2 separate regions of the Homo sapiens genome follow, and region 1 is linked to region 2. A link is an interaction called in ENCODE POLR2A ChIA-PET data of the cell type or tissue named here. Cell type or tissue: OCI-LY7. All regions are shown on one strand. Each heading gives the region's core, and the rest is flanking DNA. Links, peaks and the distances in the headings are about the cores only. Region 1 overlaps ARMC7 (armadillo repeat containing 7). Region 2 overlaps GGA3 (golgi associated, gamma adaptin ear containing, ARF binding protein 3).

What was found. ChIA-PET counts read pairs that join two places held together with the same protein. Peaks named below come from ENCODE experiments on the same cell type or tissue, not always from the same donor. Only the 100,000 strongest peaks of a DNase experiment are listed, where the experiment ranks them.
Region 1: POLR2A ChIA-PET joins it to region 2 with 5 read pairs; 11 of 35 experiments call an interaction of 5 or more read pairs at or near these places.

The regions. Positions count from the first base shown.
Region 1 is chr17:75,114,830-75,130,892 of GRCh38, reverse strand. ARMC7 (armadillo repeat containing 7) reads right to left here. Exons shown (of 3, transcript NM_024585.4): 3 at 621-2,216. The coding sequence ends at 1,855. It overlaps NT5C (5', 3'-nucleotidase, cytosolic), which reads left to right. Exons shown (of 5, transcript NM_014595.3): 4 at 26-140; 5 at 251-665. The coding sequence ends at 405. Among named protein-coding and RNA genes, the nearest start is that of NT5C, 8.9 kb to the left of the region's middle. RefSeq lists a silencer at 1-132 and enhancers at 169-258, 5,721-6,920, 15,823-15,872, 15,913-15,972. In OCI-LY7, for the core only: no CTCF peak of the experiment used is centred there; a DNase peak (open chromatin) is centred at 4,772; H3K27ac peaks cover 377 bases.
Region 2 is chr17:75,243,148-75,247,147 of GRCh38, reverse strand. GGA3 (golgi associated, gamma adaptin ear containing, ARF binding protein 3) reads left to right here. Exons shown (of 17, transcript NM_138619.4): 2 at 352-436; 3 at 564-639; 4 at 2,431-2,529; 5 at 3,578-3,701; 6 at 3,982-4,000. Among named protein-coding and RNA genes, the nearest start is that of GGA3, 16 kb to the left of the region's middle. In OCI-LY7, for the core only: no CTCF peak of the experiment used is centred there; DNase peaks (open chromatin) are centred at 2,427 and 2,787; H3K4me3 peaks cover 1,403 bases; H3K27ac peaks cover 2,741 bases.

The sequences.
Region 1 (16,063 bases), core at 2,766-6,765, 120 kb after region 2:
CTCACAGACTGTGTTTTCTACACAGTACCGCTGGGTGGAGCAGCACCTGGGGCCCCAGTTCGTAGAACGAATTATCCTGACAAGGGACAAGACGGTGGTCTTGGGGGACCTGCTCATTGATGACAAGGACACAGTTCGAGGTTGGACCCGTTATCCTTGGCAGCCTCCAGGCCTCTGGCCTGCCCGGATTAGGGAGAGGGAGTAATAATACCCATGACAGATGGCAGCGCGCTGTCTTTCACTGTCCTAGGCCAGGAGGAGACCCCAAGCTGGGAGCACATCTTGTTCACCTGCTGCCACAATCGGCACCTGGTCCTGCCCCCGACAAGGAGACGGCTGCTCTCCTGGAGTGACAACTGGAGGGAGATCTTAGATAGCAAGCGCGGAGCTGCGCAGCGGGAATGAGCGGGGATGCCGCGGGCAGCAGCTGGAGCTAAAGGAAGGGCAGGCCCACAGGGGCCACCGCAGAGCCGAGTCGGGGCGGCATCGTGCTGGTGCCTCTGGCCCCGTGGAGTGGAGCAGGCAGATACCGTTAAGCGCTGTGCTACCGGGCCCCAGGCCCAGCCACCCGGTACCTCCCGAGAGGCTGTCCCTGGACCCTGGCTGGCATGGAAATACAGTGGGAAAACCAGTCGGGACCTTTAATAAAAGACCTTGGCTTTCTAGTCTTCTAGGACCCTTTATTTGGGAACATAAAGGGACAGGCTCCCTGAGCGGGTGCTGATGAGCCCTTCCCTCCCCTCTGAGTCCAGTGGTCCCCTAATCTGCCCCATTTCCATGCCCACGTGGGTACCATTTTTGTAGCACCTGCCATTCCTGGGCCATCTAAGGGGTCAGCCTTGAGGGGGTACACGAGAGGCAAGGACCCCCATTTTCCCTGAGCTCCACCTTTCCATCGGATCCCACGCTCCTTATGTTGACCAGGGGGCACCATGGACATGGAGCCACATCCTTTACGTTGCCGTCTCTTCCTGACTCCCTTGAGCAACACTCACTGCGTCCCTGATGCCCTCGTGGGATACACTTCTGGGGTAGGGCTCCCCATCATTGAGTGACAGCAGAGGAGGGCCGAAGCTTTCAGCCGGGGCCATGGGGTGGCAAGGGGAGAAGATGCAGTTACCAGGGCTGGTGCCTCTATTCCGACGTATCATCACCTGCATGGCCTTGTGCTTGATGCCCGATGGCCACATTAAGTCCCTGGGCTGTCACTCAAGGGCAGGGACCACATCTTCATCTTGGAGTCATGGTGCCTAACAGCAAGGCTGGGTGGACAGTCAATGCTGGGCCACAGGTTATCCAGGTTGGCATCCACCAGGCCCAAATGCCCAGCTTGGAGAGCCCCTGGGGGAGGCATCCATCCTCCAGAGCCCTGGAGGGGGCACCACATCTTCCCAGGGTGAGATCCTTTCACCACGAGGCATCTCATTCCTATACCTGAAAACTACTCCAGACACTTCTGTTAAGGGATAATCCCTGATTTCCTGCAGCGAAGGCAGCTCTCCTAAGCCTCAGGCCCAGCTCCTGAGAACACTGTCCTGCAAAGCCTCTGGGTCCAGGCACTTGGCCGCTTCTTACACCAGGGCCTGAGTCTGGTGGTGGTGGCACCTGATGTAGGATTGAGAGTGCCAGCCTATGAACGCAGCTCCAGTTTGATCTTCTCCGTGTCTCTGGAGTCTGGCTTCCTCACTCCCAGTGGCGTTTCATCAGTGTAAATGCCTGTCCTGCTGAAAGAACCCGCCTTTCAGATGGCTGAAAAGGCACCAATGGGGCAGTATGTGCTCCCCGTTCCCTGCGTCCACATCAGGACTGTGGTCTCCAGCAGTAGGGGTGCCACGGTCTCGCAGTCTCCATGGATCAGCGCTGCCGTGGGGCCACGCTCCTCGGCAGTGGGATACCCAGGGCAGAGTGCGCCTGCCGGCTGCGGGCCTCGGCCACCTGGCGGGGGGAGCAGAAGTCCTCCAGGAAGATCTGTGCCAGGTTCCGGAGCCTGGCGCTGGCCGAGAGGGAGAAGCGAAGCATGCACTGCACCACGGGCGTGGCGGTCAGCTCTGGGAGAAAGCTGCGGCCCGGCGGGCTCAGGTGCATGAGCGTGGTGATGGCAGACAGCACCGTCTCCTCATTGGGGCTGGATAGGCAGTTGATGATGAGTGGGACACCTCCTGCGTGCAGGATGTGCTCCTTGTTGGCCCTGTCTGGGCACAGGTTGCACAGGCCTCCTGTGGGAGAGCAAGGAAGAGTCTGGATGCTGTAGCCCCGGGCCTCCTCCCACCTCCCCTGCCCGTGAGCCCCAGGTAGGGGCCCAGGCTGTTGAGAAGCTGGCCCCAGCACAAGGCATCCAAAGCCCATTCCGGCTCCTGCCTTCTCAAGTTTCCAGAAAGGCCTGCCTGCCTGCTCCAGCCTGCCACAGCCCACCCTTCCAGAAGTGGGCACAAATCCCTTTCCCTCTCAGTTCAGCAAGTTCAATGGCTGATACGCTTTTTTTTTCCCCTTTCTTAAATGTAAAAACCTAAAACAAGGCCGGCCCGGGCACGGTGGTTCACGCCTGTAATCCCAGCACTTTGGAAGGCTGAAGTGAGTGGATCACCTGAGGTCACGAGTCCGAGACCAGCCTGGCCAACATGGTGAAACTGTCTCTACTAAAAATACAAAAATTAGCCGGGTGTGGTGGCAGGTGCCTGTAATCCCAGCTACTTGTGAGGCTGAGGCAGGAGAATTGCTTGAACCTGGGACTCGGAGGTTGCAGTGAGCCGAGATTGCATCACTGCACTCCAGCCTGGGCAACAGAGCTAGACTCTGTCTCAGAAATAAATAAATAAATAAAAAACTAAAACCCTGTAATGTATCATCACCTTAGAACAGTTTATAAAAGTTATAAAAATATAAGATGATGGTTTCATGGGTATATACTTATGCCAAAATTTATCAAATTGTACCCTTTAAATATGTACAGTTTATTATGTCCATCATATAGCAATAAAACTGTTAAAATACTAGAATGGGCTGGGCACAGTGGCTCACACCTGTAATTCCAGTGCTTTGGCAGGCCAAGGCAGGAGGATCCCTTGAGCCCAGGAATTCGAGACCAGCCTTGGCGACATGGCAAAACTCTGTCGCTACCAAAACACACACAATTAGCCAGGCATGATGGTACACGCCTGTAGTCTCAGCTACTTGAGAGGCTGAGGTGGGAGGACTGCTTGGGCCCACGAAGTGGAGCTGCAGTAAGCCATGAACGCACCACTGCACTCCAGCCTGGGCGACAGAGTGAGACCCTGTCTCAAAAACAAACAAATGGCTGGGAGCGGTGGCTCACGCCTATAATCCCAGCACTTTGGGAGGCCGAGGTGGGTGGATCACCCTGAGGTCAGGAGTTCCAGACCAGCCTGGCCAACATGGTGAAACCCCGTCTCTACTAAAAACACAAAAATTAGCTGGGCCTGTGGCACATGCTTGTAATCCCAGCTACTTGGGAGGCTGAGGCAGAATAGCTTGAACCCGGTAGGTGGAGGTTGCCGAGATGGCACCACTGCATTCCAGCCTGGGCAACAGAGCAAATACTACGTCTCAATGTTAGGCGGCTGACCTAACATTTGTTTTTCATTCTACAATTTGAAATATGTGAATATATGTAAGTATTTAGTAAAAATGGGATACTCTGCTTGCTGCTTGGTCAGTTTTCTGAGATGGGGTGGGATCTCCCTATGTTGTCCAGTCTGGTCTTGAACTTCCGGCTTTAAGCCATCCTTCTGCCTCAGCCTCCCTGGGAGTTAAGACTGACTCCAGGCATGCACCACTGTGCATGGCTTACGCCAGCTTTTTTTTTTTTTTTTTTTGAGACAGTTTTGCCCTGTTGCCCAGGCTAGAGTGCAGTGGCATGATCGCGGCTCATTGCAACCTCCGCCTCCCGGGTTCAAGTGATTCTCCTGCCTCAGCCTCCCAAGTAGCTGGGATAACCGGCATGTGCCACCATGCCCGGCTAAATTTTTGTATTTTTAGTAGAGACGGGGTTTCACCATGTTGGCCAGGCTGGTCTCGAACTCCTGACCTCAGGTGTTCCACCCGCCTCGGCCTCCCAAAGTGCTGGGATTACAGGCATGAGCCACTGTGCCCCGCCCAGCTTTTTTCATTTACCAATATATTGTGATTAGCGGGGCATGGTTGAGCACACCTATAGTCCCAGCTACTAGGGAGGCTTAGGCAGGAGAGTTGCTTGAACCCAGGAGGCTGAGGTTGCAATGAGCTGAGATTGCGCCATTGCACTCCAGCCTGAGCAAACGAGTGAAACTCCATCTCAAAAAAAAAAAACAAAAACAAAAAAACAATGTATTGTGAACATCTTTCCATGCCAATAAATTCACATTCATGGCTATGCAGTGATTGTAGATTAATGGTAAGGAGTGTACCATTTGACAGATATAGTGTAATTAAGAGAATAGAGCATTTTAATGTTATTTCCATGTCACCGTTACTAGGATTCTGGGGGAAAACAGAAAAGGCAACAGTGACAGATCAGTGGTTCTGGATCAAAGAACTCACGTGCTCAGGTAATGTGGCTGGAATCCCACTCCCATTCCCTCAAGTCAGGCCCCCTCAATGTAATGACCTCTTAGCCTTGGGGACAGATGCTACCTTGTTTTGGAGGTCACTCTGCTCAGCACTGGCTGCTCCCTGCGGGAAGATGACTTCCTGTGCATCCTGAGCTTCCTGTCATCACGGTACCCCTCCCTTTGGTTCCTGCTCAGTGGAGGAAGCCACCTCTCAGCTCATTTGCAAAACATGCCCAGTGTCCTGAGTGACCAATCAGTGAAGGCCACAGCTCTACCCACTTCCCCTGTTTTTCTGGAAACTAACAAAGAGAAGACTTACCTGAACCTGAAACCCAACTAAGACATCTTCCCCAGCCAGAGGGACAGGTGCCCATGGTGCCCCCGCCAAGGACCCTCCTCCACTGACTGGGGCAGGAGTCTGCCAAGGTTTCACTCTGCTGCCTGCTCCCAAGCAGCACCTGGGTCAGGCTGGTCCTGCTTTGAGGGAACCTTTTTTATTTTTGAGATGGAGTTTCACTCTTTCACCCAGGCTGGAGTGAAGTGGCGCGATCTCGGCTCACTGCAACCTCCGCCCCACCAGGTTCAAGTGATTCTCTTGCCTCAGCCTCCCAAGTAGCTGGGATTACAGGTACATGCCACCACACCTGGCTAATTTTTTTTTTGTATTTTTAGTAGAGACAGGGTTTCGCCATGTTAGCCAGGCTGGTCTTAAACTCTTGACCTCAGGTGATCCACCCATCTTGGCCTCCCAAAGTGCTAGGATTACGGGTGTGAGCCACCGTGCCCAGCTGGGGGAACATTATTAAAGGATCCCACTGCATGTGGAGTAAATTCCAGATGTCCGTGTGCTCCTTACCCCTGAGCCGTCCTGTCTGTTCTTCCCTCTCCCTGGCACTCATTGCAGTCTCCAACCTCAGTCCATCCCTGAGACCTTTCAGCCCCCAGTTGTCACACACTGACACCCTCTTGCTGGTAACAAGCCCTCCACTGCTCTCCTTGCAAGTGGCGTCTTCCTGGGATACCCGACTAGGTGCTCTACCATGTCAGGGCAGCCCTTCATCACCTGATCCTTTAAGCACTGACCCGGGGGGGAAAGGGTTCAAAGAACCGCAGATGGTCAGGGGGCTGGACAGTGTGGCTCCCTGACATCCTGCCCACCCTGGACTTCTGTAGTTCTTAGATCTGGGCTGCAGCTCACAGGCAGGACACATCTGAGGGAGGGAAGGAGCTCTTTGGCCTCTCTGGAGTCCTGAGAAAGAGTAGCAGCAGCAGAGGGCAAGCAGGCCCTGACTGAGCGCCTCTCCCCATGGGGCCCTTGGAGCCTCCCTTGCCAGTCCCACTTCAGCACTTGCTAAAGCACAGGGTGGCCCCTAGCGTGGCTGTGGCATTCTGTAGGCTGCCTTTTGTCCTTGCTCTGTCCCTTCCACCAGGAGCTATAAGGCAGGGCTCAAGTTCCTAGAACCGTGGACACTTCACTGAGCACGCACTGGACACATGACTGAACCCTAGAAACAAGTGCTAACATCACCCCCATTTCCATGGGAGAAGTCAAGGCTATGAGAGACTGAGTGAGCTGCCCAAAACGCTAAAGAGATGGGAGCCTTCTGCCCCTCGGCCCTCCCATGGGAAATGGCGGCCCTCCCATGGGAAATGGCGGGGCCCTCTGGAAGCAGTAAGGACAACGAATCCAGCCTTGGGCAGATGCCAGGCTCAGTCTGGAGCAGGGGCAGTGGAAGTGCTGTGGTCGGACTCTTCTGCTCAGACACACCCGCGGCATGTCTCCCGAGCTGACGGGAGCGGCCTTCCTGTGCACACTGGACTGCGGGTGGGGTGATGGGATTTCTCTCTGTGTAAAGTGTGATAAGATGAAGCCTGAGTCACTGCCTGGCAGCTGAGTCATCACCACACCCAGGTGCGCCTGGGCAGGGCACTGCCACCCAGACTGCGGAAAACCAGAGGGTGGGGGCAGGAGGAGGCCTCAGGAGAGCCACCCTCTCCCTCCCTCCCCACACAGAGGCCTAGGAGTCTCCAAGGATGGACCGGGTGCCTGCCAGAGCTCACCAGCTGCTTGGACCCTCTCCGCAGTGGCAGGGAACTCCTGAAGCTCCTCTGCCTAGCGGGTAGTGTCCCTTAGAGATGAAGAAGGCGGTGAGGGCCAGAAAAGAAAAGGGCACAGAGTTTCAGGGCAGGAAGTCTGAGCTGGAGCAGAAAGATGAGCCAAGATGGCGCCAGAGGACCCACAAGAGGCCACAGCAACAGCTGCTTTGAGCTTCTCCCTGGGTCTACCTGTGTGAACCTGCCCTGAAGAACTGAGAAGGGCCATGGAAAAAGAGCAACGTGGAAACTGGGAGCTTCCTAGAATGCTTGGTAATAGCCAGATGGCTAAATTATGGTACATGCATATGATGAAACAGTATACAGTACTTTTTTTTTTGAGTATGAGCCTCGCTCTTGTCGCCCACGCTGGAGTGCAGTAGCACGATCTCGGCTCACTGCAACCTCCGCCTCCCGGGTTCAAGCAATTCTCCTGCCTCAGCCTCCCAAGTAGCTGGGATTACAGGCATGCACCACCACGCCCAGCTAATTTTGTATTTTTAGTAGAGATGGGGGTTTCACCATGTTGGCCAGGCTAATCTCGAACTCCTAACCTCATGCCTTGGCCTCCCAAAGTACTGGGATGAAAGGCGTGAGCCATTGTGTCTGGCAATATTTACAGTTCTTAAAAATAATGTCTTCAGGCTGGGCGCGGTGGATCACAAAATTAGGAGATCAAGACCGTCCTGGCTAACACGGTGAAACTCCCTCTCTACTAAAAATACAAAAAATTAGCCGGGCACGGTGGTGGGCACCTGTAGTCCCAGCTACTCAGGAGGCTGAGGCAGGAGAATGGCCTGAACCCGGGAGGTGGAGCTTGCAGTGAGCAGAGATCGCACTGCTGCACTCTAGCCTGGGCGACAGAGCGAAACTCGGTCTCAAAAAAAAAAAAAAAGTCTTCAAAGGCCAGGTGTGGTGGCTCATGCCTGTCATCCCAGCACTTTGGGAGGCCGAGGCGGGTGGATCACAAGGTCAGGAGTTCAAGATCAGCCTAGCCAACATAGTGAAACCCCGTCTCTACTAAGTAAAAAAAAAAAAAAAAAAAATTAGCTGGGCCTGATGGTGTGTCCCTGTAGTCCCAGCTACTTGGGAGGCTGAGGCAAGAGAATTGCTTGAACTCAGGAGGTGGAGGTTGCAGTGAGCTGAGATCGTGCCACTGCAATCCAGCTTGGGCGACAGAGTGAGACTTCACCTCAAAAATTAAAAAAAAAAAAAAAAAGTGTCCAAAGAATAATTCATGTTAGAAAATGCCTGTAATTTAAGATGAAGGAGGGAAGAAGGACACCAGATTGTACATACAATAAGATAGGCCCGCTAAGACGCCACCTCCTCTAAGAGCTTTCTGTGAGCACCTAACCTGCCCCCCCACCACGCCCCCCTCACCAGGCTTTGCTTCTTTCCTTCACACTTACTGACATTACAGTAGTTATTTGTCAAAATATTGGCTGTTGCTCCACTAAACTATAAACTCCGTGAGAATGGGGACTCTGCCTTGTCTCATTCTCTATCAGCAGCCTCGCATTAGCAGGTGTTTAATAAATAGGAAAACGTTATCTCTACAGATATTCTTTTAAAAATTAAAAAAGCCAGGGCCAGGCACAGTGGCTCACTCCTGTAATCCCAGCACTTTGGGTGGTGAGGCAGGAGGATCACCTGAGGTCAGGAGTTCAAGACTAGCCTTGCCAACATGGTGAAACCCCATCTCTACTAAAAATACAAAAAATTAGCTGGGCGTGGTGGCACACGCCCGTAGTCCCAGCTACTCGAGAAGCTGAGGCAGGAGAATCGCTTGAACCCAGGAGGCGGAGGTTGCGGTGAGCCGAGATCACTCCACTGCACTCCAGCCTGGGCAACAAGAGTGAAACCCCGTCAAAAATAATAATAATAATAATTTTAAAAGATATTATTCTTTTTTGTTTTTGTTTTGAGACGGAGTTTTGCTCTGTCGCCCAGGCTGGAGTGCAGTGGCGCAATCTCGGCTCACTGCATCCTCCACCTCCGGGGTTCTCTGCCTCAGCCTCCCGAGTAGCTGGGATTACAGGCGCCCGTCAACATGCCCGACTAATTTCCTTTTGTATTTTTAGTAGAGATGGGGTTTCACCATCTTGGCCTGGCTTATCTTGAACTCCTGACCCTGTGATCCACCTGCCTCGCCCTCCCAAAGTGCTGGGATTATAGGCGTGAGCCACCACACCTGGCCAGATGTTATTCTTTTTTAAAAGCTGAATTTCACTGAGATAGGAGAATAACTCATCAAACGACACCATTAACACAGTAAAAAGGCAAAAGGAGAAAACATTCACTGACTATCCATCTGACAGAACGCTGGTATCCAGAACACATCAAGAACTCCTGCATATCAATAAAAGATGAACAACCCAATTTTGAAAATGAGCAAAAAGACTTAAACAAAGTCTTCTTTGCAAAAGGGCCAAAACATATGGAACTGTGCTCATTACGTATCAGAGAAATAAAAAGTATAACCACAAGAACATGCCACTACACACTCAACATAATAGCAAAAATAAAAAACACTGCTGCTGCGTGCAGTGGCTCACACCTGTAATCCCAGCACTTTGGGAGGCCGAGGAGGGTGGATCACTTGAGGTCAGGAGTTCCAGACCAGCCTGGCCAACATGGCGAAAACCTGTCTCTACTAAAAATACAAAAATTAGCTAGGCATGGTGGCCTACACATGCAACCTCAGCTACTCCGGAGGCTGAGGTGGGAGAATTGCTTGAACCCAGGAGGCGGAGGTTGCAGCAAGACGAGATTGTGCCAACTGTGCTCCAGCGTAGGCGACAGAGCGAGACTCCATCTCAAAAACAAACAAAAAAAGGCCAATACTAAGTGTTGGCAAGGAAGTGGAGCATATAGCATAACCTGGTGTAACTACGTGGAAAGTGATTTGGCAGCTTCTCATGACGTTAAACGCACATCTACCCTAGGACTGAGCAACTCCACTCCTAGGTGAGAGAAATGAGTACATATTTGTATGAACATGATCCTAACAGCTTCATTCATAAAGCTTCTAAACTAGAAACAATTCAAATCTCCGTCTACAGGCAGATGCATGAACAAATTGTGGCACATCCAAAGGAATGGATGATACTGCAATAATTTGGATGAATCTGAAAAACATAATGTTGAGTGAAAGAAATCAGATACGAGAGTAGATCCTGCATGGTTCTGTTTGTATGAAGTTCAAGAACAGGCAAAGCAAATCCACAGGATAGAGGTTAGAATAGTGGTTGCCTTGGAGTGGGAGATACTGACCCAGCGTGGGTGTGAAGGGAGTTTCTACGTCTTGGTTTAGGAGCTGCTTACATGGATGTACACATAGCTCAATGAATTTCAAAATTCACCAAACTGACACTTAAGATATGTGCATTTTATTCTGTTGATCATACTGCAATCTTTTTTTTTTTTTTTTTTTTTGAGACCGAGTCTTGCTCTGTCGCCCAGGCTGGAGTGCAGTGGTGCGATCTCAGCTCACTGCAATCTCCGCCTCCCAGGTTCAAGTGATTCTCCTGCCTCAGCCTCCTGAGTAGCTGGGACTACAGGTGCCCGCCACCATGCCCAGCTAATTTTTTGTATTTTTAGTAGAGATGGGGTTTCACCGTATTAGCCAGGATGGTCTTGATCTCCTGACCTCGTGATCCGCCCGCCTCGGCCTCCCAAAGTGCTGGGATTACAGGCCTGAGCCACCGTGCCCAGCCACCATACTGCAGTCTTAAAAATCGTTATAAAACAGAAAGGAGAACAAGTTCCGACTTCCTGATGAACATGCTCTGCACAAGACAGAGAGAAAACAAGAAGCAAGGGCAGGGCCTTCCAGACATCAGGACACACAGGAACTCTACACGAGAACCCTGGAGAGGCAAAAGAGGAAACCCCACATGAAAGCAAGATGAGAAAGCCGGAGACTCAGGGAGGTCAGGTGGGTGACCTCAGCTCACACGCCATGTTGGGCACTGGTGCAGGGAGGGACAACCTGGACCATGAAGGGAAGGTTGAAGGATGGTCCCAGGGATTAAATGAGGTGATGCTGGCCGGGCGTGGGGGCTCATGCCTGTAATCCCAGCACTTTGGGAGGCCGAGGGTGGATCACCTGAGGTCAGGAGTTCAAGACCACCCTGGCCAACATGGCAAAACTCCATCTCTACTAAAAATACAAAAATTAGCTGGGCATGGTGGCACTCACCTGTAGTCCCAGCTACTTGGGAGGCTGAGGCAGGAGAATGGCTTGAACTTGGGAGGCGGAGGTTGCAATGAGCCCAGATCATGCCACTGCACTCCAGCCTGGTCAACAGGGCGAGACTCCATCTCAAAAACAAAACAAAACGAGGTGATGCTTCTGACAAGTGCTTAGCTGGCACCTGGCACCTGGTGGCTGGGCAGGCCCTCGGCAAGGGCAGCTCAAAATACAGCTACATCTGGGGACTCGCCCATGCTGAGCTGAAGCAGCCCAGGGTCAAAGTCTTCACAGCAGGCTGGGCGTGGTGGCTCACGCCTGTAATCCTAGCACTTTGAGAGGGCCGAGGCAGGCGGATCACAAGGTCAGGAAATCGAGACCATCCTGGCTAACACGGTGAAACCCTGTCTCTACTAAAAAAAAAAAAAAATACAAAAAAAATTAGCTGGGCGTGGTAGCGGGTGCCTGTAGTCCCAGCTGCTGGGAAGGCTGAGGCAGGAGAATGGCGTGAACCCGGGAGGCGGAGCTTGCAGTGAGTCGAGATCGCGCCACTGCACTCCAGCCTGGGCGACAGAGCGAAACTCCGTCTCAAAAAAAAAAAAAGAAAAAACTGTATCACAGGGTATTTTCAGAAGTCTCACCACCATTCTGGTCCCTTCTACCTTGTTCCCTGCCTCGTACTAACCCATTTCCTTATTACACTTTTGTGTCTTGCCAGCGTGAGTGCATACACAGAGGTGTGTTCATCTCCACCCTGCCTTCTCACACAAAGGGTAGCTTACTCTATGTACTGTCTGTCCTTCAGACTTGAAATTGAAGGAGCCATTTTCAAGACACTGAAGGAAAACCCAAGAACAAATAATCCCCTGTGAATAGTCCAGTGTACCAGTCCAGTGTACCAGTGTACCAGTGTACAGTCCAGTGTACCAGTGTCATAGAGGAACTGCCACTGGGGCTGGGTGCAGTGGCTCATGCCTGTAATCCTAGCACTTTGGGAGGCTGGGGTCGGAGGATCACTTGAGCCCAGGAGTTTGAGGCCAGAACAAGGGACTAGAGTCTGAGCCTGGTGCCAGCTGGGTTCCCAGGGCACAGAATTTGGATCCTGGATGACAGGGGCGAAGTCCTGGCTCCAGTTATCACTAACAGCGGGAGCCCCAGGCAGTGGACTTGCCCTCACTTGGTGGTGGGGGTTCCCGATATGTACAAAGGGGTTAGAACCATCGGCCTTGCCGTTCATGACCGATTCAGAGGCCTTGTGGACAGGCTGGTTCAGGTGGGCGTGTGGCGAGCACATGGTGTGCACTGGGCGGGCATCCAGGAGAGGCAGCTTTTATCCCAACAGCACCCAAACAGGAGCCCTGGACCCTGGGCAGAAAAGGCAGCCAGAAGCACAGAAAGGGTCAATAAACTAGTTCTACAATTGCTCTAAATGGGCAGATCCACAAGAGGCCACAAAAGAGGCCAGAGACTTGAAAACCCGTGCGTGTTCTCCGCGGTCGCTGTAGCCGGATCCTTCCTCATGGCTGTGGCGGTGCCGACGGCGGGCAACTGAGAGGAAGCCACAGGAGAAAGAGACCGCCACACAGAGACGACGGTGAGTGAGGCCAGGCCCCTGTTGGCAAGTGGTTGCTGCCACTGTAGTTCCACTGCCACCGCTGATGGGAACACTTGAGGCCAGACTGAAGCCCTGGCTGACATGGAGAGAGAGCAGGGGCTTCTCTAGGGGCCTGCAGGCCCCCAAGCATGGAAATAAAGGAAAATCTTGAGTCCCTTCATGAAATTCCAGGCACCTAGCTAGCCCTGAGAAGCAAGTGAGCAACTCGATAAGCAAGAAGGTAATAGTTAGCTTAAAACAATAGCCAAGGAAGTCAGAATCAGGGGATGTCTGGTTTCCCCATAGAAACTAAAGATAACTTTGTTTTTTTTTTTTTTTTGAGACAGTCTTGCTTTGTCGCCCATGCTGGAGTGCAGTGGCACGATCTTGGCTCACTGTAACCTCTGCCTGCCTCCTGGGTTCAAGCGATTCTCCTGCCTCAGCTTCCAGAGTAGCTGGGATTACAGGCTCCTGCCACCACACCCAGCTAGATTTTGTATTTTTAGTAGAGACGGGGTTTCACCATGTTGGCCAGGCTGGTCTTGAACTCCTGAGCTCAAGTGATCCACCCGCCTCAGCCTCCCAAAGTGCTGGGATTACAGGTGTGAGCCACCACACCCGGCCTAAAGATAACATCTTAATATCTGTCCTTGAGTTGCTTTTCAGAAATCTGGACCCTCAACAAACAATTCCCCTGGCACTGAGACCTCAGATAAGGGGAACTGAAAACTACACTCTGACCACTCTTTAGACTCCCTGAGGGGCCTGGAGGACATGCCCACAGGTTATAGCTAACATTCTTTTTTGCTGATGCCAAATTTGTAGACAAAGCTTCACCTCCTTAACCACTCACAAATCAGAAAATCTTTGAAGCCACCTATGATCTGTGCCCCATCCCTTGGAGACATCCTGCCTTCTTAGGCCAAACCAATATATAGCCTCCTGGTGTTGATTTAAAACTTTGTCTGTAACCTCTGCCTCCTGCCTTTGAACACCCTTAACCATAAGCCATCTGGGAATTTGGGTCTTAAGCATGAGCTGCCGGATTCTTCTTGCTTGTCGCCCCACAATAAAGGCCTCACTTTTGGCTGGGCACAGTGGCTCACGCCTGTAATCCCAGCACTTTGGGAGGCCGAGGCGGGCGGATCACCTGAGGTGAGGAGTTCGAGATCAGCCTGGCCAACATGTCGAAACCCCGTCTCTACTAAACATACAAAAATTAGCTGGGTGTGGTGGCGGGTGCTTGTAATCCCAGCTACTCAGGAGGCTGAGGCAGGAGAATTGCTTGAACCAGGTAGGCGGAGGTTGCAGTGAGACGAGATTGCACCATTGCACTCCAACCTGGGCAACGGAGTGAGAATCTGTCTCAAAAAAACCAAAACCAAAAACAAAAACAAAGCCTCACTTTCTCACTGCGATTTTTGTCAGTAATTGGCCTTAGTGTGCAGGGTGAGCGAATCCATTTGTTTGGATAGCATCCAGCTTCCAGCCCTCAGAGAGGAGGCAGAAGTGCTGGGCCAAAGAGCAGACCTCACTCAGAGCTGCCACAGCAAAGCCAGCATGGAAGGGTACCTGTGAGTGTGGTGGCTGCAGGGACAGACGGAAGGAAGCCTGCATTCTCATCCTGGCCTGCGACAGCCAGACGAGGGGCAGCTGTCTGCACCGCAGCTTCCTTATTGATAAAATGAGCAATTTGGAGTAAACTCCTTTCTCGCTTTCGCTCCACAATCCTAGGAATTGGAACTCCTCTAAGGGCAGGAAAAGGGCCAAGGGACTAGCTTGTAGACTCTGACTGCTCTGGGTTTAAGTCTCAGGTCTGGTACTCTTTATTTATTTTGAGACGGAGTTTCACTCTTGTTGCCCAGGCTGGAGTGCAATGGCGTGATCTTGGCTCACCTCAACCTCCACCTCCTCGGTTCAAGCGATTCTCCTGCCTCAGCCTCCTGAGTAGCTGGGATTACAGGCGCGTGCCACCGCACCCAGCTAATTGTATTTTTAGTAGAGATGGGGTTTCTCCATGTTGGTCAGGCTGGTCTCGAACTCCCGACCTCCGGTGATCTGCCCACTTCGGCCTCCCAAAGTGCTGGGATTACAAGCGTCAGCCACCATGCCCGGCCTAGGTCTGGTACTCTTTAAACCTTTGGCCAGCCCACAGAACCTCTCTAAGCCTCAGAGTCCTGATTGGAAAGAAGGCGGTGTAAGCACATCTACTTTAGTACTATGTCCAATGCACAAGATGCAAGCGCCTGGCATGCAGTGGGTGCTCCCCAAGTGTGAGCTAATGCCATCCGTGATGGGGGCACAACAGCACCGGGCCTGCAGCCAGGCTCTCCCCACCTGACATTGCCTGGGCACCCTCTGGGAGGCTGAGGATCGGTGTTCCTGTCATTCCGTGATGTTTTTCCAGAAGGTAAGAATTCCTGGAGCAGATGAGTGATTCCCTTGATAGGACGTTATCCCATCCCGCACCTCACCTCTCTGGGACAAGGGGCGACAGCTCACCCTCAAAGGGTTTTGGGTATTTGTCTTTGGATGGCAACCAAGGGAATCCTATCTATGGCTGCAGACACTAACCCTAAAAGAGCACTGTGGTGTTTCATTTAATTCTCTCAACTGATGTGAAGCAGCTACTGGCACTGTCCCCATCTGACAGATGATTGGAGGAGAGAGAGCCCACACCCAGATGCCTGCCTGACCCCAGGGCCCAGCTCTCATCCAACTCACTGTGCTGCCTGCCAACAAGCAGATACTTGTTTTGTTTGTTTTTGTAGGGACAGGGTTTTGCTATGTTGCCCAGGCTGCTCTTGACCTCCTGGGGGCTCAAGCAATCCTCTTGCTTCAGCCTCCCAGAATGCTGGGATTACAGGTATGAACCACCCTGCTCAACCAAGCAGACAATGGTTTTGGTTCCTTTTTTTTTTTATGGAGACAGAGTCTTGCTCTGTCACCCAGGCTGGAGTGCAGTGGCGTGATCTTGGCTCACTGCAACCTCTGTCTCCTGGTTCAAGCAACTCTTCTGCCTCAGCCTCCGAGTAGCTGGGACTACAGGTGTGCGCCACCACACCCAACTAATTTTTGTATTTTTAGTAGAGACGGGGTTTTGCCATGTTGGCCAGGCTGGTCTCGAACTCCTGACCTCAAGTGATCCACCCCCCTCGGCCTCCCAAATGGGATTACAGGTGTGAGCCACCATACCCAGCTTGGTTTTGGTTCTGCGAGCCACAGCCATGGGCAATCTGACTCAGCTCTCCACTGTGCCAGTCCTTCCAGAACCAACCCTGCTCAGGGGTGTTGCACCAAGTCATGGCCAGGACTCCACACCTATTAAGTGAAGATCTCCTGCCTTTTCTTCCCCTTCTTTCCTCCTCCCTAGGCCAAAAGGCCTAAGCACTCAAACCATGCAGACAGAAGTAAGGCTGGCTCTGGCTCAGGGAGATCACAATCTCAGGGCTGCCACATCGGATAAAAGACTCAAAGCTCCAAAGCGCAGCACAGAGCCTTCTCCAGAAACAGCAGAATAAGTGCCTGTCGGGGATCCCCAAGCAGAGACACTAAGAGAAAGGGAAACGACGGCAGTAAGAAAATACGCGGGGGCTCTCCTTCTCAGTCATGCATAATAAACACAAGAGAAAT
Region 2 (4,000 bases), core at 1-4,000:
GTTCCCTTTATTATCTTTACATGTTTCATGTAGGCATTTTTTTGGGAATATTTTAATTATTTGTGTTTGTCCTTTTGACCTTGATTCCACTCTAAGCTTCATGAGACAGAATTTGTTTTCTCTTTTATTTGTGACTTTCAAAATACTGGACAGAAAGCAGTATTTGTATTTGCTCTCCGACTGAATTTTTTTTTTTTCTGTCTCCTTGCTACTGACTGTTCTACTGAGGCTTCTCTATTAGAGAGTAAAGTTGAAAGCAAACTCTTAGTGCTTAAAACTTGCGAAGAAAACCTTCCATTGCATCCTCATTGCTCTTCCTAACACTTGTCCTCTTCTTTGTTGTGTTGCAAGATAAAGCCACCAATCCTTCCAACCGCCAGGAGGACTGGGAATACATAATTGGCTTCTGTGATCAGATCAACAAGGAGCTGGAAGGGTGAGTCTCAGCACTGTGGGGGCAGCTGAGAGGGAGCGGACTGGGAAGGGGAACAACCATGGCCAAGGAGGGCCAGCCAGGTAGCCCCAGGCTTAGTGCACTGGAGTGTGTTCTGCTTGTCCCCCAGGCCACAGATCGCCGTCCGACTGCTGGCCCACAAGATCCAGTCCCCACAGGAATGGGAGGCGCTCCAGGCCCTGACGGTAGGTCCTTCACTCTCCGGAGGTGGAAACCGCAGCCCTTCACCTGCCCACGCCATTCCTCGTGTCCCCATAGCGGTTCTTAGGGCTCCTGCCAAAAGCCAACAGAAAGTCCTTGATACAGACTAGATAGATCTCGAATCTGTTCAGCCAGCTGTTCCACAAATCTGTGTGCATTGTGCCAGGCCCTGAGGCCTCAGAGGTGACTGCAGTGCCGTCCCTGCCAGCATGGCCACATGGTTAGTGTGTGAGGCAGAGGGGCTAAGGAAAGCAGCCCAGAGTCAGGGCCCTGAGCCCCATGTGGCGCAAGAGAAGGCTTGGTGAAGAGATGCTGACAGGGCTGTGTTGATAGTTCAGAGCTGGCCAGCTGAAGAAAAGAGGGGTCGGTCCAGTTCATTCTGTAGTTAAACAATGCCAGTCACTAGCGAAGGTGTCGCACTGATGGCTGAGGCCCCTAGGGCAGATCCTGGTGTCTGTTCAGACTGAGGGAATTTAAGGTGTGGAATGGTGCCTGGCCCTCAGTGCCTCCACATGCTCCGAAAACAAAGAGCAGCCGAGATCTGAGGAATCCGGGGCTCTAGCCTGACTGCATTCAGGTCCTGGAAAGCGAAAAGAGGAAATATCATCTGGTTCACATGCACCCCTCAGTCATATTTGCTGTAGAACGAATTCCTTAAAACAGTGATTCTCAGCAGGGCACGGTGGCTTGTACCTATAGTCCCAGCACCCTGTGGGGCCTAGGCCGGGAGGATCGCTTAAGGGAATTCAAGACCAGCCTAGGCAACGTAGTGAGACATTGTCTCTACAAAAAATAAAAAAATCAGCCAGGCACGGTGGCACACACCTGTGGTCCCAGCTCCTCGGGAGGCTGAGGTTGAAGGATGGCTTGAGCCTGGGAAGTTGAGGCGAAAGTGAGTGGTGATCACACCGTTGCACTCTAGCCTGACCAACATAGCGAGATTCTGTGTCAAAAAACAAAAAAAAAACGTAACAAAACCCAGTGATTCTCAACAGGGCCCTCCAGGGAACATTTGGCAGTGTCTGGAAACATTTTTAGTTGTCACACATCGGGGTGGGGGTCCTCCTGGCATCAAGTAGGCAGAGGCCAGGGATGCTGTTCGACACCCTATAAAGTGCAGAGTGGCCCCCCACAACGAAGAATGACCAGCCCAAAATGTCAGCCAGGCCTCACCTGAGAAACCTTGCTTTAAAATGCAGAAGCCAAGAAAGAGAGCCTGGACAGTGCACTCCCCCTTAGAAACCGCAGTGCCAGGGACCACAGGCAGCACAGGAAAGCCAAAGCGTGAGTTAGGGAGATAAGCGGAGGGAGGAGAAATATCCTGTCATCTTTCTCACAGATAATAGGATTTAAACATCCCTCCCATTCCCTGCACAATTGTTGGTGAGCTTGTGGAAAAAACCCAGGACACCAAGTCAGAGAAACTTTGTCCCTGGACCTCACCTCCCTCATTGTAAAACACGAGGCCAGAATCTTTAAGGAAGGCACCTTCCAGGACTGGCATCCAGGCCTTCTTGGGGTCGGGGTCTCGGGGTTTCTTGCTTTAGTCCCTGCCCAGCTTCCCCAGCAGAGGTTTGCAGTTGGAGGGACATGGTCTGTGAGTGATCTCGTTGCTTAATTACACTGTCCCCGGGCAGTGCACACTGCTTTTCGTGATGAGCTCCTTCCTGTGGGCGTGTTTATTCAGTACTCTCTGGGTGCCAGGGATCTTGCCAGTGCCAGGTTCCAGCCCCGAGCACGCCCTCACTGAGCGCCTCTCCTCTGTGCGGCTACAGGTGCTGGAGGCATGCATGAAGAACTGTGGGAGGAGATTTCATAACGAAGTGGGGAAGTTCCGCTTTTTGAATGAGTTAATCAAAGTCGTCTCTCCAAAGGTCAGTCAGCGGCAGATTCCTCGCTTTTAGGGACTTCTTTTGTGTTCATTCCCATCTCCCATCATACTGGCTTTCACTGCCCATCCAACATCTCCAGGGAGCTGAGATTATTTGTGTCTTGTCCTTAGAGAGCTAGGCCCTGGAGGTAACGGGATGACCAAACAGGCCACAGGGACCGGCAGCTTTTTCTGAAGCGCCCTCAGCCCAAATCTGACAGGTGATGTGGTAGTGGCTGTGTGTTTGTCCAGGGTGAGGGCCCATGTAGTGTGGGACTCTAGGCACCTGGCACATGGCAGTTGTGGGTTTTGTGGGTTTTCTTGGCCTGTGTCACGTGGATACGGGGAGCTGGCCTCCGTCATTGCTCCGATGCTCAGCTGGCCGTGTTCTGTTGCACGCTGGTGTGGCGCAGCTCTGGGCCCCCACTTAAAGCAGAGGGAATACTTTACCATGCTAAAGACATTCTCATGGACACCCCCAAGATAAAATGCAGTTGTGTTTCTGGCAACTTGTGCGTGAAAATGCACTTTCCTCAGAACTCAAAATATCCACCCAACCATGGCCTGCACCACATGGGCATCAGGGTCACAAGGAAGCCTCTCTGTCTTGATGTCCCCAAGGTAGTAAGGAAAGGCAGAGAGCAGGGGTGAGCACCGAGGGCATGGTCTCTGGTGTCAGACTCAGGTTTCCATCCGGCCCTTACACCCTGGGCAAGTTAGATGATCCCAGGCGGCAAATGGGGACGCCACCCCTACTGACGTGGCTGCTGTGCAGATGAGTAAGGTCATGAATACACTTACAGGACACTTCCTGGACAGGAGGTGATGACCTCCTGGCCCCCTGCCTATCCACAGACTGTATCCAGATGGACACAGCCACACCACAGGGAGTCGTTCCCCTCCCCACGCTGTCTCACACACACTTGGACACCTGCAGATTTTGAGTAGGACCATAGCTGCTGAGCAGCCACGCCATTGCTGTGGAGGGAGCCTTACACTTTCTCTGCCTCCGAACTGCACTTACTAGGTCCTCATTTTCTTTTGCCATGTAGTACCTGGGGGACAGGGTGTCTGAGAAAGTGAAGACCAAGGTTATTGAGCTGCTGTACAGCTGGACCATGGCCCTGCCAGAAGAAGCAAAGATCAAAGACGCCTACCACATGCTGAAGAGACAGGGTACGTGTCTGCCTGCCCGCAGCCTCCAGGCAGCCCTCGAAGGCTGGCCCAGGCAAGGAGAGAAGGGAAGGTTTGGGATCCCCAGAGTCCCTCCTGAAGAGAACAGCATTTGTCCCCAGGCAAGGCTGAGTCGGAGTTGGATGGGATAAGGTGTAGCAGCCTGCCCTCCACCCTGCTACCCTTTGCAGGTCTTGATCACAGGGACGTGGCCCTTGGTGTATGAGGAGGGGTGACAAGGCAACCACAGCCTGAGTGCACGTGCTGCCATGTCCCCTTTCAGGCATAGTGCAGTCTGACCC